Linked DNA regions of Homo sapiens: regions 2 and 3 are each linked to region 1. Evidence: chromatin loops called from intact Hi-C (ENCODE). Cell type or tissue: GM12878. All regions are shown on one strand. Region 1 has its middle 20 kb from the start of TMSB10. Region 2 overlaps DNAH6 (dynein axonemal heavy chain 6). Region 3 overlaps TRABD2A (TraB domain containing 2A).

Region 1 (8,000 bases):
CCAACTGTATATATACATATCCTATTGGCTCTTTCTCTCTGGAGCACTCTAACATGCCTTCCAAAACATTTACAAAGCAAATATGATCCTGAAAACAAAATCTACTGTGAATATTGTTGCAAACTTCTAAATAAAATACTAGTAAATTTAATCAAAAAAGTATATTACAATAACAAAACATGGCCAAATAAGGTTTATTCCAAGGATGCAATAAAATTTCAATACTAGGAAATCTGTTGTCATAATTCAGCATATTAACTGGTAAAGCAAAATATGCTCATCTTTATTTTTATTTATTTTTTATTTTTGAGATGGAGTTTCGCTCATTGCCCAGGCTGGAGTGGAATGGTGCGATCTCAGCTCACCACAACCTCCACCTCCCGGTTCAAACAATTCTCCTGTCTCAGCCTCCCAAGTAGCTGGGATTACAGGCATGTGCCACCAAGACTGGCTAATTTTGTATTGTTAGTAGAGACAGGGTTTCTCCATGTTGGTCAGGCTGGTCTTGAATGCCCAACCTCAGGTGCTCCACCCGCCTCGGCCTCCCAAAGTGCTGGATTATAGGAGTGAGCCACTGCACCCAGCCAAAATATGCTCATCTTGGTATGAGCCTGTGATGGTTAATTTTATGGTCAATTTGAGTGGACCCAGATTAAACGTTGTTTCTGAGTATATTTGTGAGGGTGTTTCTGGATGAGAATTGCATTTGAACTGGTGGGCCCAGTAGATTGCCCTCCCCAGTATTTATGCGGCCTCATTGCTTGAACTGGGACATCTTTTATCTTCTGCCGCCTCAAAACTGAGATTCATATCATCATTTCCTCTGGTTCTCAGGTCTCTGGACCCAGACTGAATTATAGCCCAGGCTTTCCTGGGTCTCCAGCTTGTCGAAAGCAGATTGTGGGACTCCTCAGCCTCCATAATTGCATGAGTCTACTCATAATAAATTTATTCTTAGGCCAGGCTTGGTGGCTTACACCTGCAATCCCAGCACTTTGGGAGGCCAAAGTGGGTGGATCAAGGTGGGAGGTCAGGGGTTCGAGACTAGCCTGGCCAACATGGTGAAAACCTGTCTCTACTGAAAATACAAAGAATTAGCTGGGTGTGGTGGCGGGCACCTGTAATCCCAGCTTCTCAGGAGGCTAAGGCAGGAGGATTACCTGAGCCCAGGAGCTGGAGGCTTCATTGAGCCATGATCATGCCATAGCACTTCAGCCTGGGCAACAGAGCAAGACCCTGTCTCAAAAAAAAGAAGGAAGGAAGGAAGAAAGGAGGGAGGGGAGGGAGGGGAGGGAGGGAGGGAGGGATTGATTCTAGTTATATAATTCTATGTATAAAATATGCACATTTAAAAAAATATAAGGAAGACATAAAGTTATATTCTTTTGACAAAAAGAATTGTATGTAATACAGAGATTATGTAAAGCCTATTTATGAAAGAAGGTAAAAAGAAACTAGTAAATAGGTGAAAGAGATGTAAAGAGAGTCACAGATGTAAAGATGTATTTTTGGTAACAAAGATTAAGAAGAAAAGAGAATAATTTTGTATGAGAAATAATCTTATGTGGTAAATTTTTGTCCTACAGTAAAATGACTGTTTATTTAAGAAAGAGGGAAATTTATGACAAAACAAAAAGTTCAAGCATGTTGTAAATTGTCTGTGTAAATCATGATAAGGTTCATAAAAAGAAAAGCTATAAAAAATTTTGTGTATGATTAACTTGGCTATAATTAAAAGGAAATAATTTATAATAGTCATGATAAATGTGCTTAACTGCACAAGCAGCCAAAGGGCACAGGAACCACTCTGATTATTCTGTATAGAATTCATTTCCTAGGCCGGGCGCTGTGGCTCACGCCTGTAATCCCAGCACTTTGGGAGGCCGAGGTGGGAGGACCACGAGGTCAGGAGATCAAGACCATCCTGGCCAACATGGTGAAACCCCGTTTCAACTAAAAATACAAAAATTAGCCAGGCATGGTGGTGTGCGCCCGTAGTCTCAGCTACTTGGGAGGCTGAGGCAGGAGAATCACTTGAACCTGGGAGGTGGAGGTTGTGGTAAGCCAAGATCGCACCACTGCACTCTGGGCGACAGAGTGAGACTCCGTCTCAAAAAAAAAAAAAAAAAAGCAGCTGGGTGTGGTAACACACACCTGCAATCCCAGCTACTCAGGAGGCTGAGGCAGGGGAGTCACTTGAACCTGGGAGGCAGGAGTTACAGTGAGCCAAGATCAAGCCACTGCACTCCAGGCCTGGGCAATAGAGTGAGACCCTGTCTAAAAAAAAAAAAAAAAAGAAATTCAATCTGGTCCTGCACCCCACTATTAACTATATCTACCACATCAGTGCTCCTACAGGGGAGGCTACTTCCCTGAACACAGAGAGTGGGTGAGAGTCTCAGGTCCTTGAGGAAACTGCAGGCTTCTGGCTCCTCCCAGTCCTGGGGAGTTTCCCAAACCTCTCTCCCTTTGTCTTGACACTTCCTCTCATTCTCTTCCCCTGGGGTCAACCCACGTAATCCCGGTGCAGCCCATTCCTTCCTGGATTAGCCCACTAAAATGCTAAAACCCATCAGAGTTTCCTTACCACCAACACTGCTCGTGAACAAACCTGTCACCAGGACCTGAACTGTACCAAGGGATGCTTTTCCCCACTATAATCTTCATCAACCTCTTAAATAAAATAAGCACTTATAATATCCTCATATAAACATGAATAAAGGCATCTCTGGAAATGTTTCTGTTTTAATTAAGCTGCAAACGCTTCATCCTTACAAGGCATATAGAGTTTCAAGGCAAACCCATAGTTGCCCCCCACATCCCCAGACCACCCCCTCCTGACTGAAGCAGAAAAATAGGGTCTGGAGGCAGGGAACCTAAGGCCGATTCACGCTGACTTTCTAGAACTAAATCAAAAGGAAAACCCCAACTTTCCACACCTAAGTAACAAAAGGACTGGAGGCTACTCCCTTTGCAAACCCCACCCCCCTTTTCTGTGGGGCCGACGGAAAATTGAAAGTATCTCTGATTGGTTGATTTCTGCAACCAGATATTTGCATAGGAGTGTAACTTTGTAACTTCACTTCAGCCTCTGATTGGTTGCTTTCCACAACCAATCAGACACTTACAAAGGTGTAAGTTACTTTGTAACTTCACTTCAGCCTCTGATTGGTTAATTTCTGCAACCAATCAGACTGATAGTGGGCCACTATTTCTTTTACTTAGAGTGTACACCAAGTCGCCAGTGGGAAACCTCTAGAGGGTATTTAAACCCCAGAAAATCCTATGCTTGGTCTGTTCGCACCCTGTGGAGTGTACTCTCGTTTTCAATAAATTTTTGCTTTTGTTGCTTCATTCCTTCCTTGCTTTGTTTGTGCATTTTGTCCAATCCTTTGTTCAAACTGCCAAGAACCTGGACACCCTCCACCCATAACATAACCAGATTGCTGCCTTTGAGCCTCTTCTTTTTTAGAAATTCTAAAGGCGCTACTGAGAATATGATGCATGTCCCTTCAGCCACTAGCTGTTCCCATCTCTTCTGGGAGATGTTCAGCGCTGGGTCCTCTCCACCTGCCCACAGGTTTAGGGAGCCGAGGGAGCCTTCCAGAGCCTCTAAGTCACCTCTCTAGGAGGCTGTCTGCCTGGCCCACACACAGGCAGGCCCCATTCTTGGCCTCCCCAAGCCAAGAGGGCACAGACTGATGATCCAGGGCAGGTCTAGGCAAGTGGGGCATGCAGGGATGTTGTATTAAAGCTTAAGCATCATGAGAGGATCTGATGACTCAGGGAGCAATTTCTTGAGCCCATATTGTCCACCTGGGAAGAAATTGTGGCTGAGGAGTATTCAGGAGCAGCTATGGGGGAGAGAGGGGCAGAAATACACCTCAAGGTAGGCCTCTACTGGGTTCAGGAGGTCCCGGGGCTAGGCAGAGAAAGGCAAGCTTGAGACCCAACAGCGCCACCCACCATGCATAAATCGGTTCCCTAGTCATCAATTCGCTTATGAATACGGAGGCCCCGGAAAGGTGAAGGGTGCCTTCTGGTGGCCAGCTGTGGAGGTGGCCTCGGAGAAGGGTGACCCGAGTGACAAGTTGCAGTGAGCGCTGGCTGCGTGCCCAGCCGCGTTGCACAACTCCCGGGCCACCAGGGGGCGCCATTCTCACACATTCCAGAGCAAACGGTGCTCCTTGGAGTTGAGCGGCGCGACGGTCCTGCAGCAGCTAGCCTGGGATGTACCCACAGCTCACCGGGGAGTCCGGGCCACACGTCAGCTGGATCTTGAATGAGATGAAGACGGGGAGAAAGGGCCTTCCGGACAAAGGGCTTACGCCCTGGATAAAGGGCGTGGAGGGGCGTGGCACGTTCAGTCTGGACACAGCATAAAGTGCATTGGAGAGAGGCGGGAGACAGGATGGAAAGGAGGGTGGGAAGAGCTATGAAGCTCCCCAGGGCCTTGCTAACGCGTTTGGACTTTATCCCGCGCCAGACTTTTTAAAGGTGGTAAGTAGTTTACAGATGTGCGTTTTGAGGCCAGCACATTTTGTTGTTGTCGTTTGTTTGTTTGTTTTTCTTTGAGACGGGGTCTCACTCCCAGGCTGGAGTGCAATAACGTGATCTCAGCTCACTGCAACCTCCGCCTCCCAGGTTCAAGCGATTCCCCTGCCTCAACCTGTCGAATAGCTGGGGCTACAGGCGCCCACCACCACGCCTGGCTAATTTTTGTATTTTTAGTGGAGACGGGGTTTCACCACGTTGGCCAGGCTGGTCTCGAACTCCTGACTTCAGGTGATCCTCCCGCCAAGGCCTCCCAAAATCCTGGGATTACGGCCATCGTGCCGGGCCAGCAGCACAGCGTCTTAAGCAATTTTGGATATGAATACCTTCGAGACGAGCTTGCGCTCCCACAGACCCCACCACTCCTACAGTCTGTAATTACCCCCAGCTGCACCCATATGCGTAGCTTCCCTGGTCCAGAGGGACGTGCGTGTGTGACCCTGCAGGATAGTGGGGTGGCCCTGCATGGCATGGCTGCCAGTGCTAAGAGGGGTGTGCCGCCAGCCTCTGATCCCTCTCACCGGCGGGCCCCCCATCATCATCACTATATGATGACCTGAGGCGTCCAGGCTCCCGAGGAAAGCCTGCCGCCCTGGTTCCTACAAGGGACGCCTAAACACAGAGTCCTAAACACAGAGTCCTAAACACATGCAGGGTTGGAGGGAGACTGACGAACTCAACTACCAGCCTGCAGTCGGCAGCCATCAGCGGATTGCAGGTACCCCGCGTGCGTGTCTCGGCTACAGTGCGGAAGACAAGAGGCCTTAGGAAGTGGGAACGGGCGCCATCTGGTGGTCATCTCTGGAGTGACAGCAGAGAACTGGAACATATTTTATATTTTGTTTCCACTGCTCCATGACTTGACTAAAGCAGAAACAATTCGGAGAGTACTGTAGTATTAAATACCTAAGGGCCACACCAGGCCAGAAAGCAACAAAAAAGAAATGCTAAAAAGAAGTTCTTCAGAGAGGGATCCAAGAAGGAATAAGTGAAGGTAAAATGAAATCCTTTTTCTTATATTTAATTAATCTAATAGATAACTGATAAAAGTTCTAATAGCAACAATGTATTAGGCAATTGTAGCATATGTATAAGTGAACTGAATAACCGCAATGTTATAAAGGATGGGAAGGAGGAATTGTGAATGCATAAATGGTACCTGCACCACTTGTAACACTTGTGAAGTGCTGCAGCGTTATTTACAAGTGGAAGTAGCCAGACACAAAAGGGCAAATATTGTATGAGTCCATTTATATCGTTGCCTACAATAGCCCAAATTAGAGAGAGAGAAAGTAGTACAGAGTTTACAGGGACTAAGTCAAGGGAAAAATGGGGAGTTGTTATTTAATGGGTAGAGTTTCTGGGATGGTGAAAAAATCTACAGACAAACAGTGTTTTTTTGTTTTGTTTTGTTTTGTTTTTTGAGATGGAGTCTCGCCCTGTCGCCCAGGCTGGAGTGCAGTGGCCGATCTCGGCTCACTGCAACCTCCACCTCCCCGGTTCAAGCAATTCTCCTGCCTCAGCCTCCCAAGTAGCTGGGACTACAGGCGCCCGCCACCACACCCCGCTAATTTTTGTATTTTTTAGTAGAGACAGGGTTTCACCATGTTTGCCAGGCTTGTCTCGAACTCCTGACTTTGTCATACGCCCACCTCGGCCTCCCAAAGTGCTGGGATTGCAGGTGTGAGCCACCGCACCTGGTCCAGCAGTGATGTTTATACAACATTGTGAGTGTACATGATGCCACTGAATTATACACTTAAATATTGTTAAAATTTGTCAGGCATGGCTGGGTGCAGTGGCTCACACCTGTATTCCCAGCACTTTGGGAGGCCAACGTGGGTGGATCACCTGAGGTCAGGAGTTCAAGACCAGCCTGGTCAACATGGTGAAACCCCGTCTCTACTAAATATACAAAAATTAGCTGGGAATGGTGGCACATGCCTGTAATCACAGCTACTCAGGAGGCTGAGGCAGGGAGAATTTCTTGAACCCAGGAGGCAGAGGTTTCAGTAAGCCGAGATTGCACCACTGCACTCCAGGCATTCCAACCCGGGCTACAGGACAATACTCATAAAATAAAATAAAATAAAATAAAATAAAATAAAATAAAATAAAATAAAATTTGTCAGGCATCGTGGCTCATACCTATAATCCCAACTCTTTGGGAGACAAAGGTGGATCACTTGAGCCCAGGAGTTTCAGATAAGCCTGGGCAATATAGTGAGACCTCAGCTTTACAAAAACTTTAAAAAGGAGCCAGGTGTGGTGGTGTGCACCTGTAGTTGCAACTACTCAGGAGGCTGAGGTTGGAAGATCCCTTAAGCCTGGGAGGCAGAGGTAGCAGTGAGCCAAGATCATGCCACTGCACTCCAGCCTGGGCTACAGAGCAAGACCCTGTCCAAAAAAAAAAAAAAAACAAAGGTTAAAATGACAAATTTTGGGGCCGGGCGCGGTAGCTCACACCTGTAATCCTAGCACTTTGGGAGGCCGAGGTGGGTGAATTACTTGAGGTCAGGAGCTCGAGACCAACCTGGCCAACATAGTTGAAACCTCATCTCTACTAAAAATACAAAAATTAGCCGGGCATGGTGGACTGCACCTCTACTCCCAGCTACTCGGGAGGCTGAGGTGGGAGAATCACTTGAACCCGGGAGGCAGAGGTTGCAGTGAGCTGAGATCACAGCACTGCACTCCCACCTGGGCAACAGCATTAAGACTTATCTCAAAAATAATAATAATAATAAATGACAAATTTTATGTTATGTATATTTTACCACAATAAAAAATGAAATAGGCCAGGAGAGGTGGCTCACACCTGTAATCCCAGCACTTTGGGAGGCCAAGGCAGACGGATCACCTGAGGTTGGGAGTTTCGAGACCAGCCTGACCAACATGGAGAAACCCCATCTCTACTAAAAATACAAAATTAGCCAGGTGTAGTGGCACATGCCTGTAATCCCAGCTACTCGGGAAGGCTGAGGCAGGAGAATCGCTTGAACCTGGGAGGTAGAGGTTGCAGTGAGCCAAGATCGCACCATTGTACTCCAGCCTAGGCAACAAGAGCGAAACTCCGTCTCAAAAAAAAAAAAAAAAAAAAAAAGGAAATAACACGTGGCCAGGCACTGTGGCTCATGCCTGTAATCTCAGCACTTTGGGAGGCTGAGGCAAGCAGATTACATAAGGTCAGGAGTTCAAGACCAGCCTGGCCAACATGGCAAAACCCCATCACTACTAAAAATATAAAAAATTAGACAGGCGTGGTGGTGCACACCTGTAGTCCCAGCTACTGGGGAGGCTGAGGCAGGAGAATTTCTTGAAGCTGGGAGGCGGAGGTTGCAGTGAGCCAAGATTGCGCCACTGCATTCCAGCCTGGGCAACAGAGCAAGAAAAAAAAATGTGACATGAATAGAAAAGTTACAAATATGGTAGATATTAATCTAACT
Region 2 (8,000 bases), 110 kb before region 1:
TTCAGCTCTAATTCATGGGACCCCACAGTGAGGTATAGACCAACCAAGATGAGTCCAGATCCCAGATAACTTTGCTGCTGTCTCCCTCTCACATACCCCACAATAACCAGGCTCTGTGTCCACAGTCATCAGGCTGGCAGAACAGGAAGGGGAATGCGGCAGGCAGTGAAATGGGGGTGGTGACTAACTCAGGGCTGCTTTAGATTCTGCCTCCTGAGAAACTCTCCCCAAATAGGACTTTGCTTTAGAAAACAAATTCCATCCCAGAAATAACGTTTATTATGAATATGTTTCTCCTTCAGCTGTGGCTCAAAAGAGGACAGCCTAAGTCCTACTGGATCTCTGGTTTCTTCTTTCCTCAAGGATTTCTAACAGGTACCAGCGCTTTCTAGAAAAACCCCATAGGAATGGCCATGACTTCTCATACACAGGGTTTTGAGGTGCTGGGGAAATGACATGGCTGCTAATGCTCTAGCAATGAGGCTATTGATCATAGGGCAATCTAACAAGGTCGTGCTCTTCCTCACTTGTGGGGGGCAGAGGAAAGATGGCAGAGATAGCAGATGTTCCCCAACAACCTAATCCCTGCCCCTCTCAGGTTACATAAGTGCAGGCACTGCTGCCTCCACAAACACAGAATGTGCCTCAGTTCCCCATATGACCCACGCTCAAGGGCATCAACTGCTGTCCACCTGCTCAGGCCCCAGCTGTGAGCAGCTCCCTTCCCTCTGAGAAATTCTCTTGATGTGCCTCCATCAGCTCTTGGGGAATCTGGCTAGAGAGCCTCAGAGGGGGCTAGAGCCTGTGAGCAACTCAATGCTAATTACCCAAGCCCTTCATCTCTCTCATTCTTAATACCTATTAAACAGCCCATATAAAACAAGCTGGGCAAAATCCTAAAGTTAGCGAGATTGGGCTCTGAAACTGCCTCACTGGTTTGTCTCCCTCATGACAGGGCAATGCACTGAACACTGGCCTTCCCTCCCTTCCCAGCCAGGACCAGAGCTTGTCCATCCCTTGGGCCCTTACCTCCCAACATGACCCGCAGGCTTCCTGACCCTGTGAACTAACTCAGAGGAAGGTATTAAGAGTTGGGTCTTCTCTGTGGTGGGAAGGCTCTCTAATGCCAGGGCAGCCTGGTTTGGATGAAGGGGAATAGTGCCTGGGGAGTAGCAGTGTTGTTTGAACGCAGCTTTCCGATTTTCACAATTACAGGAACTCTTCAAAATCATGCTCGAAAATACAATTTGCCTATAGATGAGCTGAGTTTCAAATACAGCGTAATTCCCACCTATCGGGATCAAGCTGCAGTGATAGAAGCTGCCAAGACAGTGCAATTTGGACAAGAACTGCCCATGGACATGGAGGTATTGTCCACCTGGCTGTTATGGCAAAGCAGCTTCTATCCCACTGTCTTTGAAGATTTCAGACAACCTTCCATGCCCCACTCCCCCACCACCTCCCATTGGCAGGAGCAGGAAGGGCAGGGTAGTAATCACACCTCCAAGATAAGCTCCCCAATTAGCAATGACCAGATGGGAACTGCCTAAACTAGTCTAAGTTATAGAAATATTTTTAAAGCAATATTTTTTTTATTTTTTAGCTACCTTTAGTAACCTTCTTCATCTTACAGAATCAATATAGCAAGAAGTTAAAAGCAAGGGTTTAAAAACGAGAGAAGCCTGAGTTTGAATTCTGACACTACCTTTCACCAGCTGCATGTGCTGGAGCAATTGTTAACATGTCTGCACCTCATATTATTTTAAGATCCTTCTTGTCTTAAGAAGAGAGTGTCAACTTTCCCATGTCAGGAAAACTTGAGGCTCCAGGAAGGTAAAGCAACACCCACATAAAAGCCCCCACCGGAGCTTTCCGGGACCAGCCTGCCCTGGTCCATGCTCAGCACACTCCATCTGCCACAGAGGCTGATTCTGACAGACAGAAGTTTACAGTGACCACCAGGGCTCTGTCCCTCCACCCTAGTTCATACCATGTCTCTGCTTGGGTCATGTGCGCTGAGCCATGACAATGCCTTACAATCTCTGAGATCTGGGGAGACTTCAGACTGTCTAACTGGCCTGTCTCCTGGCCCACCTAGCAAATGTCTGCCACCAACAGACCAGGAGACAGGCCAGTAGTGTGGTGTGAAAGAAACAGCCAGTGTCATGTGACCAGCACATATACTGGTCTAAACACAGGGTATGTGTTTAAACAGCTTTATCTCTGTTGCAAACAGGCAAGACCACTGTCAGCCCATTTGCCGCCTTGGCGCAGCATAGGAAAAGGTGCTCCCTCTGGGTGATGCCCAGTTGGTGGACACCCAGTAGGTAGCAGGATAGTTTTCAGGCAAACCTGCATAAACATATGTGCAGCCCAAAAACAGGAAGTCCCATCCTGCTGCACCCAAGAAACAGAAAGGTTAGGACACCAAAAAGCAAAGACCAGCTAAAAAGAATTTAGTTTACCATCCTTTTATTCACTATAAAATGCACTACATATTATCCAAACAGCTTAGTCCTCTGCCTGCAGACGTGAGGCTCCAATTATCCAAAGACCTCGGGCCAGAAATGGCCAAATCCACTCAGGGTTTGAGGAAGGATGACTCAGATGCCCACAATTGGAAAAAAAAAAAAAAAAGTGTGCACCGGTGGAGACATCCAATCACATCACAGGAATCTGATGGGCAGGGTCTCTCCCTCTCCCTCTTTCTTATTTAATACAAACATTTAAAAGTAAGCATAATTTTTAAAAAAGAGAGAAAGAACAAAAAGGAATTGTCCATGGGCACTCTGCAAATATTATTGCAGATATATAATCTGTCTTCTAGGAGGGCATCCAAATCCTTGAAAAACCTTGCTAAGAATAACAGACGATGATCTCAGTACTCCTCCACCTCCCATGAAAAGGGGAAAAGTCATCACATTATTATTACATTTTTTTGCCTCTCAGAGCCTCAGGATTGACCTCTCTAAAATGTGAATAATAACAGCAATGTATAGAGTGTTTTTTAGAATTACCTGGTGAGGATGTGGGACATAGGAAGTGGCTCACACCTGCTGATCCCTTTTCCCCCATCTCACTTTGAGACTTGTGGGTATCTTTCAGTTGCCCTCTCCTGAGGATGGTGTTCTTGTTCATGGGATGTTCATGGATGCTTCTCGATGGGATGATAAGGAGATGGTGATAGAAGATGCATTGCCCGGACAGATGAATCCAGTGCTGCCTGTGGTGCATTTTGAACCACAACAAAACTATAAGCCAAGCCCAACACTTTACCACTGCCCACTTTATAAAACAGGAGCCCGGGCAGGAACACTCTCAACCACAGGTGAGGATGTTCTTAAGATTAGTTCAAATAATGACCAAATGCAATCTTCAATCAAAGTCCAAACACTAAGCTGTGATTGGCTCAAGATCTCCCTTGGGCCAATAAACTAGACTTAAAATGAAGCCACCTATAACATACAAAATTCGTAAATGTAATTATAAATTCTATTTGTTCTGAGTATAGATTAATATTATAGAATTAATTCTTGCTTCTATTAGAATCCAAGGAGTAGAAAATAGAGTTTAACAAGTAGAGACTTCCACTTTCAAAATGGCGGCCTGAATAGACACGAAAATCTCTTTTTTCTCACTAAATCCATTTTTACTCATCATAAAAGAAATTTTAAAATAAATGAATAGGCCGGGAAAGGTGGCTCACCCCTTTAATCCCAGCACTTTGGGAGACCGAAGCAGATGAATCACCTGAGGTCAGGAGTTCAAGACTAGCCTGACCAACATAGTGAAACCCTGTCTCTACTAAATACAAAAAATTAGCCAGGCATGGTGGCGGGTGCCAGTATTCCCAACTACTTGGGAGGCTGAGGCAGGAGAATCACTTGAACCTGGGAGGCGGAGGTTGCAGTGAGCCAACATTGGGCCACTGCACTCCAGCCTAGGTAACAAGAGCGAAAACTCCATCATAAATAAGTAAATAAACAAATGAATAAATGGACAGCCCTGATGCAAAACTCTGAGTGCATCTGAAACTGAGATACAGCCCTGAAAAAAGAAACCAGACAGAAAGAAAGCCACCTCAACAGATACACCAAGGGACAGCTGAAGAATGAGAAGAGAGAATGAACTGGGAAAATCGCCTTGAATACAGCACAGTGAGAGGGGAAAGAAGTGACCCTGTGGAAGGAGCCAGAAATTGCAACATTTTTCTTGTTTTCTAGGTAACCTGAAAGGAGAAAATAAAGAATGGAGGAGAGAGAATGTTTGAAAAAATAATGGCTGGTAATTTCCCAAAACTAAAGAAACACTTGAATCATTAGATTGTGAGGTCTCACAAAGTGGAAGGAATGATTTTTAGCAACCTACAAGTAATCAAATCTTCAAAGAAACCTAGATATACCAAAGTGATACTTAAGACTGTCAGAGACCAAAAAAAAAAAATGCTCAAAATAACCAAAGAGAAGAGACAATGTATAATATATGCTGGAACTGAAATCCCAGAGAATGAGAATCAGATTGATATCAGTCAACTCCCATTATCCACCGTGCATATAAAAAGATAATGGAGAATCACCTTCAAAGGGTTGAGGGAAAATACCTTTGAACCAGAATTCAAAACACAACCAAACCATCTTTCAAAAGGGAAGTGAATAAAGACAGTTTTGAACATACAGAGGCGCTAAATTAATCATCACTGACCTTCTATTTTGAAAACAATCCAGCTGTCTAGCCAGGTGTGGTATCATGTGTCTGTAGTCCCAGCTACTCAGGAGGCTAAGGTGGGAGGATCACTTGAGCCCAAGAGTTCAACACCAGCCTGGGCAACATAGTGAAACCCCCATCTCAATTAAAAAAAAAAAATCCAACTGTCTTTGTTTGTGTTTGTGTTGCTATAAAGGAATACCTGAGGCTGAGTAACTTTAAAGAAAAGTTTATTTGGCTCATGGTTCTGCAGGCTGGTGCCAGCATCTGCTTCTGGTGAGAGCCTCAGGATGCTTCCACTCATAGCAGAAGACAAAAGGGAGCTGGTGTTTAGAGGTCCCATGGCAAGAGAGGAAGTAGGCAAGATGGGAGGGAGGCGCCAGACTCTTTAACAAGCAGCTCTCGCAAGAACTAATAAAGTGACAGCTCACCCCCCATTCCAAGGAGTATTAATCTACTCATCAGGGATCTGACCCCCATCAGCCAAACACCTTCCATTAAGCCCCATCTCCAACATTGGGGATCAAATTTCAACATGAGATTTGGAGGGATCAAACATCCAAACTATAGAAGCCTGGCATAAAGAATTCTTACAAATCAGTAAGGAGAGGGGACCAACAAACTAACATTATCTGAAACTGTGACAGAAACCCCATCTTGTACAAGGATCAAAAGAAACTCTTTTTCAGCTATTTAAAAGAGGGGTAGTCCTATGTAGTAGTCATCAATGGCCACTAATATCCCAAAAAAGAAAGACAATCAGACATAATGTGCTTCCTGATAGAAGTACCTACTACCTAAGAATTATTCTTGCCATAAAACTCAAACCTGCCAGCCTGGGCAAGATGACGAGACCCCGTCTCTACAAAAAATACAAAAATTAGCAAGGTGTGGTGCACACGCCTGTAGTCCCAGCCGCTTGGGAGACTGAGGCAGGAGGATCGCTTGAGTCCAGTTCAAGTCTGCAGTTAGCCATAATCAAACCACTGCACTCCAGCCTGGGCAAAAGAATGAGACCCTATCTCAAAAAAAAAAAAAAAAAAAAAAAAAAAAAGGGAAAAAAAACCTCAAACCTGAATGTAGTCACGCCTCTAGATCTAACCACCCCTTACAGGAAGAGAGGAATATATTTAAAATCACCACAGCAGTGCTGTCATAAAATCCAGATTCTGGGAAACTTAACAGGACAAACAGTCTGGTTGTTTCAACAAATATATTACAAGGGGGCGGCAAAAGAAGCAGAGGGAAACCTACCAATTGAAAGATTTAAGAGACACATCACTGTTGCAAGATATGAAACTCATTTGAATCCTGGTTATTAAGAAATTATTAGGCTGGGTGCAGTGGCTCATGCCTGTAATCCCAGCACTTTGGGAGGCCAAGGCAAGCGGATCATTTGAGGCCAAGAGTTTGAGACCAGCCTAGCCAACTGGTGAAACCCCGCCTCTACTAAAAATACAAAAATTAGCCAGGCATGGTGGTACGCACCTATAGTCCCAGCTACTCAAGAGGCTGAGGTAGGAGAATCACTTGAACCCAGGAGGGCAGAGGTTGCAGCAAGCTGAGATCACGCCACTACACTTCCAGCCTGGGTGATAGAGTGAGACCCTGTCTCGAAAAAAAAAATTCTATGAAGTCTAAGCTGGACAAGTCCTAAAGAATTATTTGTTCTAAAATCTTCATTTTATAGAGCATAAAACAGACCCATAAAGGACTATTTGTCCAGCATCTTTAGGGGCAAGTCAGGCCTGGAACCCAGATGTCTTGACTCTTTGTAGCCTCTCTCTTTGTATGAGGAAGTTATTCTCTTAAGTAACAACCTTTTTTTCCTATATCCTTAATTAGGACATTCAACCAATTTTGTGGTAACCGTCCTGTTACCCTCCAAGCGGTCCAAAGACTACTGGATTGCCAAGGGATCAGCTTTGCTCTGCCAGCTGAGCGAATGAAAAGGTGCCACCTCAGCCCTGAAAAAGAACCAGGCCAGAGATCTTTCCTAATGGGAGCAAAAGGTTTGAATAATTTATATGTGAGCAAAACGGTGTTAATTCTGATTTGACTTAAACGTATTGTGACTTTTATTTCTCTTATGACCTTAAAATAAAGTGTTTGAGTTCTTTCTGTTGGCAATCCAAGCTCTGCTGTAGAAGCAGTGGGTTCAACAACCCACCTGTTAAGCCTGCTCCCCCACCCTAAGTGAGAGGCAGCTTCCCATCAGTTACTTTCTGGGACCCCCAGGAAGAGTAAGGACTCAGCACTCGCTTCCCCTCACAGGCTCCTTTCCTCTTCACCCTGATATGAAAGGCCCCAGGTGCTTCCATTTCTAGACAAGATGAAGGCTCTCAGAGTCCAGTGCATGGGAGGTTGATGCAGTGAGCACAACTGGTAGAGCAAATGAGCAGGATAAGAAGAAGTTGGCCTATGATGTCAGTTCCCTGTTCTGTGGGGCTTCATCACAATCCTTGGAAGAGCCTGTGCTTTCACAAAAGGGCAGGCCAATCCTGCCCAAGTACGGAGGATTTTCCCCTTCCACTTTAGGATGAATCTGTGTGAAAACTAACCAAGTCCCAGCCAGGTGCATTTGAGCCTCTGCCACCTCAAAAGCAGAGGTTGGTGGGTCAGTTCTCAAATGGAGCAGCCACTGTGACAAACCATCTTGTGTCAGTCCTGCCAATAATGGTCTGCCTGCTTCCTCGGCCATAATGTGACCCAAGAAACAAGGAAATCACCCAGCTAGGATTGAGCCCTTGGTAGGAGCCATACCACCCTCTTACAAAGAATTGGAGGAACAGAGTCAGCCACAGTGATCCTACCCTCCCAGTTTATCTCTGCCTCCCCACTTCATCCCCATACCTATCGAAGTTAAGAGCAGACTCAAGTCGCAGAGAAGCAGGGAACACCACTTTTACCAGAAATCAGTGCACAAATCAGAAACTACTCTTGGTGTTTCAAGCAGAAATAGGTACTAACATGGGCACAGGAATGGCTGCCACTGCAGAAGTCAAAGAGTTGATATCAGGCATCACAGCATCTGTACTCCAAGGTGGGAACCCTGAAGGAAAAATTATGCCAACCTCACAGCTACTTCACGCTGAAGCAGGGGAATAGAGGGGGCTGCAGAGACTGGCTACTGCACAAACTTGTGTCTGCTGAAGCCTGCACATAACCACGCCCCCTGCTCAAGAAAAATTCCCTCTGCCCACTTTTGTTTTCCAAATATCCCATGAGTGTATCTCATTAGGAGAATCGAACATAGCAGCGAGGGGATTTGGGAGTTTTTGCCCGCCTACGCCTGC
Region 3 (8,000 bases), 56 kb before region 1:
TATTGGCCACATCTAAAGGGGGCGGCCAGTGCTCAGTCCAGCCAACTGCTGCTATGTGGGAGCATGGCCCAAGAGAATCCAGGCTGTTCTCCATATGGTATTTCTCAATTTTTAAATATTGTCAACTTAGTCATTAAAAAAGAAAAAAAATCATGCTAACCACATAAAACAGAACTGCAAGTCGGATTCAGCCCATATGCCTCTTATTTGCAACCTCTGCTAGCCCTTCTGTTTTATGCTTCTGTCCTCTTTTCCTTTAACTTCTTTGAAAAAAAATCTTTGTCTATAGGAAACCAAGAAGAAAAACAATTTCCCTTTGCAAAATCAATGATACCACTCATCTTGAGAAGTTTGAGAGTTAAATATAAAATTATCAGTGAGGACTGTCTCATGGTAGGCACTGTATGTTCACTCCCTTCTGCTTATATCTTATTTATGAAGTGCTTTCCAATTTCCTGCTTTTTTTTTTTTTTTTGCTTCTGACAACAGGATGGTAGGGCAAGTATTATTATCCCCATTGGAAAGATGAGAAAACTAAAGTTTAGAGAAGTTAAGTGATGGTTGAAAGTCATACACTGAGGCCAGGTGTGGCGGCTCACGCCTGTAATCGCAGCACTTTGGGAGACTGAGGCAGGAAGATCGCTTGAGGCCAGAAGTTCAAGACTAGCCTGGCCAACATGGTGAAACTCCATCTCTACTAAAAATATAAAAATTAGCCAGGCGTGGTGGCGGGTGCCTGTAATCCCAGACAGGAGGATGACTTCAACCTGGGAGGCAGAGGCTGCAGTGAGCTGAGATCGTGCCATTACACTTCAGCCTGGGCAACAGAGTGAGACTCTGTCTCAAAAAAAAAAAGTCATTGGGCTGTATACTCAGGTTGTGAGTATTTTACTGTTTATCTCTAGAAATGAAACATGGGGAAGTTACATGAAAAAAAGACTTTTAAGAACAAGTCGTTTTCCTCCTGAATTTAAACAACTCTACCTTGCTAGCTTAACCTCAAGGTCTTATAAGAAATTTAGTTTATACATCTTAAACACCTACACAAACCCTAAGAATGTGTTATAAAATCAACATGACACTGTAGTCTATAATTATAGTGCTCTAAAATATCTCTGAAATATGTTATCTTAAGAGACAGTGTTGCTGGCTAGCCATATGTAGAAAGCTGAAACTGGATCCCTTACTTACACCTTATACAAAAATTAATTCAAGATGGATTAAAGACTTAAATGTTAGACCTAAAACCATAAAAACCCTACAAGCAAACCTAGGCAATACCATTCAGGACATAGGCATGGGCAAGGACTTCATGACTAAAACACCAAAAGCAATGGCAACAAAAGCCAAAATTGACAAATGGGATCTAATTAAACTAAAGAGCTTCTGCACAGCAAAAGAAACTACCATCAGAGTGAACAGGCAGCCTACAGAATGGGAGAAAATTTTTGCAATCTACTTATCTGACAAAGGGCTAATATCCAGAATCTACAAAGAACTCAAACAAATTTACAAGAAAAAAACAAACAACCCCATCACAAAGTGGGCAAAGGATATGAACAGACACTTCTCAAAGAAGACATTTTGGCAGCCAACAGACACATGAACAAATGCTCATCATCACTGGCCATCAGAGAAATGCAAATCAAAACCACAATGAGATATCATCTCACACCAGTTAGAATGGCAATCATTAAAAAGTCAGGAAACAACAGGTACTGGAGAGGATGTGGAGAAATAGGAACGCTTTTACACTGTTGGTGGGACTGTAAACTAGTTCAACCATTGTGGAAGACAGTGTGGCAATTCCTCAAGGATCTAGAACTAGAAATACCATTTGGCCCAGCCATGCCATTACTGGTTATATACCCAAAGGATTATAAATCATGCTGCTATAAAGGCACATGCATACACATGTTTATTGTGGCACTATCCACAATAGCAAAGACTTGGAACCAACCGAAATTGTCCATCAATGATAGACTGGATTAAGAAAATGGGGCACATATACGCCTTGGAATACTATGCAGCCATAAAAAAGGATGAGTTCATGTCCTTTGTAGGGACATGGATGAAGCTGGAAACCATCATTCTCAGCAAACTATCGCAAGGACAAAAAACCAAACACCGCATGTTCTCATTCACAGGTGGGAATTGAACAATGAGAACACTTGGACACAGGAAGGGGAACATCACACACCAGGGCCTGTCATGGGGTAGGGGGAGGGGGGAGGGATAGCATTATCCTCCCCCATTAACTAATGGTGCAGCTATTAACTAATTAACTAATTAGTTAATTAGTTAACTAGTTAATTAGTTAATTAACTAGTTAACTAATTAACATTAACTAATTAACTAATGGGTGCAGCACACCAATATGGCGCATGTATATATATGTAACAAACCTGCACGTTGTGCACATGTACCCTAGAACTTAAAGTATAAGAAAAAAAGAAAGAAAGGAAAAAAGAGACAGTGTTGCACACCTTCCTTCAAAGATACCTTGCTTGAGCTAATATTTTACTTCCAAGCTTTTTTTCCCCAATTGGGAGTATGAAAGAAGGCTTTGGCTCAGGTTAAAATGCTCACCAATTTCAAATTCATTCCGTCAAAATCAATAAGCCTTCAAATCAAAGCACCTTTCTTTTTCAAAATATTATATTAAATGCAGACATTGAAAAGGTTATAACATTGGCTCTTTGGGTTTCCATAATAATGCAAGAAAATCTTTCCCAGGAGATCAATGCAGACAATTAATGATCCCTTATCTTATCTATAAATCTTAGTGTGCCAAACAAATACTATAGCATATAGAATAGCATCGGATTACTTATTAATATTATAGAATTTTAGCAAGATAAATTCCCTAAAGATATCATTATCAACTCAGGAACATTATTTTTAGATTGTTACATGTCCTTACACCTTTTAAATAACAACCTTAGTTCAGTATGTCAAGATCTGCTAAGGCTGAGCTATTTGGATTAACAGTAATCTCAAATTCTGAGGAACAAAACCTCAACGTGACCCAATGAGAACATTTACAAAACAAGAACACTTTATTTCATATTGCAAGACTCCCATTGGTCTCCAGAAGTGTCTAATGCACTTTAAACAACTTTTATGGAAACAACTAAACCATGGCACTTTAATCAAGTATTACTTATGAGAATTGAAGAACCAACTTCTTGAACATCAAATTAAATTCCAATGCCCTGGGGTAGGATCCTTAAACCAGGGGTAAGAAGAGCATAACTCTGCCTAGGAAAGGAACTGTCCTGGGGCAGTGTCCTAAAGAGGGACAGTAGTGACCTCAAAGAGACTGCTGTCTCCTAAAGTAGCAATGGCCAGTATATTTTCAAACCAGGCCATGCCCTGTGACAACCAGTGTGGCATCCACATGTCCACAACGTCTCAAAGCAGCTTTTTAATGAAGGATCTGAACTAAGATGCATTTTAAAAGCACACAGTATGGGCCAGGCACAGTGGCTCACACCTGTAATCCCAGCACTTTGGGAGGCCGAGGCAGGCAGATCACTTGAGGTCAGGAGTTCGAGACCAGCCTGGCAACATGGCAAAACCTCGTCTCTACTAAAAATACAAAAAGTAGTCGGGCGTGGTAGCACACACCTGTAATCCCAGCTACTAGGGAGGCTGAGACAGGAGAAATGCTTGAACCCAGAGGGCAGAGGTTGCAGTGAACTGAGATCGCACCACTGCACTCCAGCCTGGGTGGAATGACTCTGTCCCAAAAAAAAAAAAAAAAAAGTACACAGTATTTGTTGGAATGATAAGAAAAAAACAAGTTTTTTTTCTTGGCAATACTCAAATAAGTGATATAACTGACCACTTGGCTTTTTTTTTAACCCCCGGAAAAGCATTTTTAAGCAAAGACAATTTCTAGACAAGCTGTGCCCGTGATCCATCACCTGCCCTGAAACTCAACAGATTCACCCATACAACCAAATGCCACTAAGTCTTTTATGCAAAGAGAGTCTTACCTGTGAAAAGTTCAACCCATTCAATGGATGGCACTGCTCTTCCACCTTTTCCACTGCCCCAGTCTGTTTCCTCAGCCGCTCAGCCTCCTGGGCAAGGAACAGGTCTAAGACAGGCACTCCACGGGACTTAATGTCCACTTCAGTCAGGGAGTTGACCATGAGCATCACCCAGACAGGCCTCTTGCGCTCCCAGTTTCCGGCAATAGCATTGAAGAGGTAGTCTGCGTAGAGCCCCTTGCCGCGCTGGTCTGGGGTCATCCACAAGGGCATCATGAGCTTGACATACTCCAGGTGGCGCTTGAGGCGGCAGTAGATGTCCCTGGGGAGCACATCTTGGAGGTTCTCGCCCTGTGGCAGCATCTGACAGCTGGTGAGAGCTGAGATGGTATAGGGGTCTGTGAGATCCAACTCAAAGTACACAATGCTGCTCTGCAGGAAAGCCTCCTTAGAGTTGTCGGGGATGAAGTCCCAAACTCGGGTGTACGGGACATGGATTGTGCCAAAGAAGTAAGATGGTGGGTCTCGCTTAATGGTCCACAAGAAGGAATTCAGCTCGCTTTGCTGAAAAGAAAAGAGGTAACATCAAGGTATAATATGGGGGAGAGGCATGGTCAGGAACCTGTGAGAGGAAATGAATCAGTCACATTTCAAGAGAAAAGATATCAAAGTAGAATTTAGACTTTTGAGTCCGTGTAGATTCACCTGCCAGGACAATCCATTGCCCTAAATAGACAGGAGCAAATTATGAAATCAGGGGCTCATTAGGACTCTAGTTTCAACCTTGGCTGTATGTTGGGATCACCAGCGGAGCTTTAAAAGAAGCATCTCTGAGTCCTACCTCCAGACATTCTGATCTGATTGGTCTGGGATGAGACTCAGCTTTTCAATCAAAAGGGGATGGGACCCCCTTTTCAATCAAAATGTTGATTCCAAGATGAGAAAGCAATAGCAGTCACCAGTTTTGAGATTGTGCCATGCCTGCCCTAGCAATGAACTGGGCAAGAGTTAAAGAAGTGAGTCTCAGGGGCCTCCAAGGATATACCTGATACCATCTAAGAGACACCTGAGAAGCCCACTGTCTCCCAGGCAGACCTGATGATCCCTGCTCTTTCAGATCTCAAAACCAACATCCCCAAAGGCAGAGGCTTCAACTCTAGCTATGCACTGGAATCACCCCCAAAGCTTTTGAAAGTCCAATGCCTGGGTCCCACCCCAGACCAATCACATCAGAATCTCTGGAGGTGGAACTCAGAAATGCTACTTTTTTTTTTTTTTGAGAAGGAGTCTCACTCTGTTGCCCAGGCTGGAGTGCAATGGCGCAATCCTGGCTCACTTCACTGCAACCTCAGCCTCCCGGATTCAAGCAATTCTCCTGCCTCAGCCTCCTGAGTAGCTGGGACTACTGGCACTCGCCACCACGCCCAGCTAATTTTTGTATTTTTAGTAGAGACGGGGTTTCACCATATTGGCCAGGCTGGTCTCAAACTCCTGACCTTGTGATCCGCCCACCTCAGCCTCCCAAAGTGCTGGAATTACAGGCGTGAGCCATTGCTCCGGCCACAGAGATGCTACTTTTAAAGCTCCCCTGGTGACCCCAATGTACCGCCAAGGTTGAAACTAGGGTCCTAATGAGCCTATGATTTTACAGTTTGCTCTTGTCCCTTTAGGACGTGGATCACACTTATTTCTCTCACAAAGCCTTCAGTTTCAATCACAGAGATCTGGATGATCTCTGCTGGATGGATTCTCTCCAAGCAGTTGCACATGCTGAGCAGCGGTGCATGTTCGTCTGAAGCCAGGCCATTTCACTCCTGGCCCCTGAGTGTCTCTCATCCTCAACAACTGGCATTTATAACATATCTGCTTATTAAGAGGCACTGTACAAAGAAGTGCAGTGCTCAAGGAATTAGGTGTAAATGGCAGACATACCAGTGACAAGAACAATGTATTAAGAAAGCCGGAAATGTGAAAATCTAGGGTTATAGAAAGACTATATATATTTCGGCCAGGCATGGTGACTCACACCTGTAATCCCAGTACTTTAGAGGCTGAGGCAGGCAGATCACTTGAGCTCAGGAGTTTGAGACCAGCCTGGGCAACACAGCAAAGCCCCATCTCTACAAAAAATACCAAAATTAGTCGGGCATGGTGGTGCATGCCTGTAGTCCCAGCTACTCAAGAGGCTGAGGTGGGAGGATTGCTTGAGCCCATCAGGTTGAGTCTGCAGATTGCACCACTGTGCTTCAGCCTGGGCAACAGAATGAGACTTTGTCTCAGAAAAAGAAAGAAAGAGAGAGAGAAGGAAGGACTAGAGGGAGGGAGGGAAGAAGGGAGGGAGAAAGAAATATTTGGAACATATTCCCTTTACTAAAGTATTTGACTTCAGCCTTTTAAGTAACATGCTTCCCTTGGATCATGAAGTTTCTATCTACAGGCAATTCTTATTATTCATGGTAGTTATATTTTATAAAGTTGCCACAAAATTAGCAAATACTAAACTGTTGTTCCTAGGGGAAACATAGGGTTAAGTTCTTGTTCATAACATTTTCATCAATTGATCAATACATAGCCTTGTTTTATGTGTGCTTCTACTGAAAGGCACCTTATTGGCCAGGCATAGTAGCTCACGCCTGTAATTCCAGCACTTCGGGAGGCCGAGGCGGGGGGATTGCCTGAGCTCAGGAGTTCGCGATCAGCCTGGGCAACATGGTGAAACCGTGTCTCTACTAAAATACAAAAAATTAGCCAGGTGTGGTGGCCTGCGCCTGTAGTCCCAGCTATTTGGGAGGCTGAGGCAGGAGAATTGCTTGAACCTAGGAGGTGGAGGTTGCAGTGAGCAGAGATAGCGCCACTGCACTCCAGCCTAGGGGACAGAGCGAGACTTCATCTCAAAAAAAAAAAAAAAAAAAATTTAGGCCGAGCGCAGTTGCTGACGCCTATAATCCCAGCACTTTGGGAGGCCGAGGAGGGTGGATCACTTGAGGTCAGGAGTTCAAGCCTGTCCAACATGATGAAACTCCACCTCTACTAAAAAGACAAAAATTAGCCGGACATGGTGGCAAGCGCCTGTAGTCCCAGCTACTCTACTTAGGAGGCTGAGGCAGGAGAATCGCTTGAACCGGGAGGCAGAGGTTTCAGTGAGCCAAGATCCCGCCACTGCACTCCAGCCTGGGCAACAGAGCAAGATGCTGTCTCAAAAAAGAAAAAAAAAAATTAAAAACCATTGATTGTTGAAGTAATATTAACAGATGAATCACGTACAGGGTCCCCATCCCCTAGGCATCCTCTTATGCAGTAATAAGGGCCCCTGAGGTTATTTAAATACTTCAAAAACGAAATGGAAACTGTACATCTACCAAGAACGCCTGCTAAGGCGAATTAAGCAATCAAATGTCTCACTGTTGGTTAGAATTAGATCAAAAGGGTAGAAGACACTGGGTAACTAAAATAGATGCTAATCAAAAGTTGAGATTGACAGTTATGTCTTTGGTTAATTGTAAACAGGTAAGAATTATTACCTACAAATAGGTAGAGGCAGCCTTCGAAGAGTAATTTTAGTTTATTTGTTCATTTAGAGGTCTGGTTCATGAAATGTCTGGGGACCACTGACCTATATAAGAGATCTAATTGCACAATGTCCAGGCAGTCTACCCAAGAACTTCTACATAGTTTCCAACTGGGAGACACAGCAAACAAGCTGAAATGTTATTATTAAACCCATGGACACCTGATTCATTGTCATCTATCAGGACACCATCATGTTAAACAAATATATTCCCAGGAAAATCAAACCCATACTGCAGGATAATGGAGGGGTGGGGTTCGTTTTGGTTTGGTTTTGGTTTGTTTTTATCCAATACACTTAATCTGCCTAAGGTCCCCATCCTACCTCAAAATACCTGCATTTCTCTTCAGAAGCAGTCTGTTCAGTATGCATCCATTTTCATTTTATTATTTATTTATTGTTGCCTTTTCAACTATTACTGGTCTAGAAATAAG

What was found. Hi-C counts contacts between places; a loop is a spot of excess contacts. Peaks named below come from ENCODE experiments on the same cell type or tissue, not always from the same donor. Only the 100,000 strongest peaks of a DNase experiment are listed, where the experiment ranks them.
Region 2: it touches region 1 in a loop (2.9-fold over the local background); 3 of 110 quality-filtered maps call a loop at or near these places.
Region 3: a loop joins it to region 1, with 5 times the contacts of the local background. A loop is called at or near these places in 38 of 110 quality-filtered maps.

Annotation. Positions count from the first base shown.
Region 1 is chr2:84,921,849-84,929,848 of GRCh38, forward strand. No RefSeq gene overlaps it. Among named protein-coding and RNA genes, the nearest start is that of TMSB10, 20 kb to the left of the region's middle. RefSeq lists enhancers at 3,231-3,280, 4,215-4,876, 4,628-4,677, 5,318-5,367. In GM12878, CTCF peaks have their summits at 4,070 (motif pointing left) and 5,347 (motif pointing left); DNase peaks (open chromatin) are centred at 3,073, 4,123 and 5,333; H3K4me3 peaks cover 4,053 bases; H3K27ac peaks cover 3,547 bases.
Region 2 is chr2:84,812,756-84,820,755 of GRCh38, forward strand. It overlaps DNAH6 (dynein axonemal heavy chain 6), which reads left to right. Exons shown (of 77, transcript NM_001370.2): 74 at 303-375; 75 at 1,216-1,367; 76 at 3,106-3,328; 77 at 6,550-6,834. The coding sequence ends at 6,653. Among named protein-coding and RNA genes, the nearest start is that of TRABD2A, 64 kb to the right of the region's middle. RefSeq lists an enhancer at 4,496-4,545 and a silencer at 4,696-4,845. In GM12878, no CTCF peak of the experiment used is centred here; DNase peaks (open chromatin) are centred at 4,026 and 4,686; H3K4me3 peaks cover 394 bases; H3K27ac peaks cover 384 bases; H3K27me3 peaks cover 276 bases.
Region 3 is chr2:84,866,224-84,874,223 of GRCh38, forward strand. TRABD2A (TraB domain containing 2A) reads right to left here. Exons shown (of 7, transcript NM_001277053.2): 2 at 4,002-4,562. Among named protein-coding and RNA genes, the nearest start is that of TRABD2A, 11 kb to the right of the region's middle. In GM12878, a CTCF peak has its summit at 4,301 (motif pointing right); no DNase peak of the experiment used is centred here.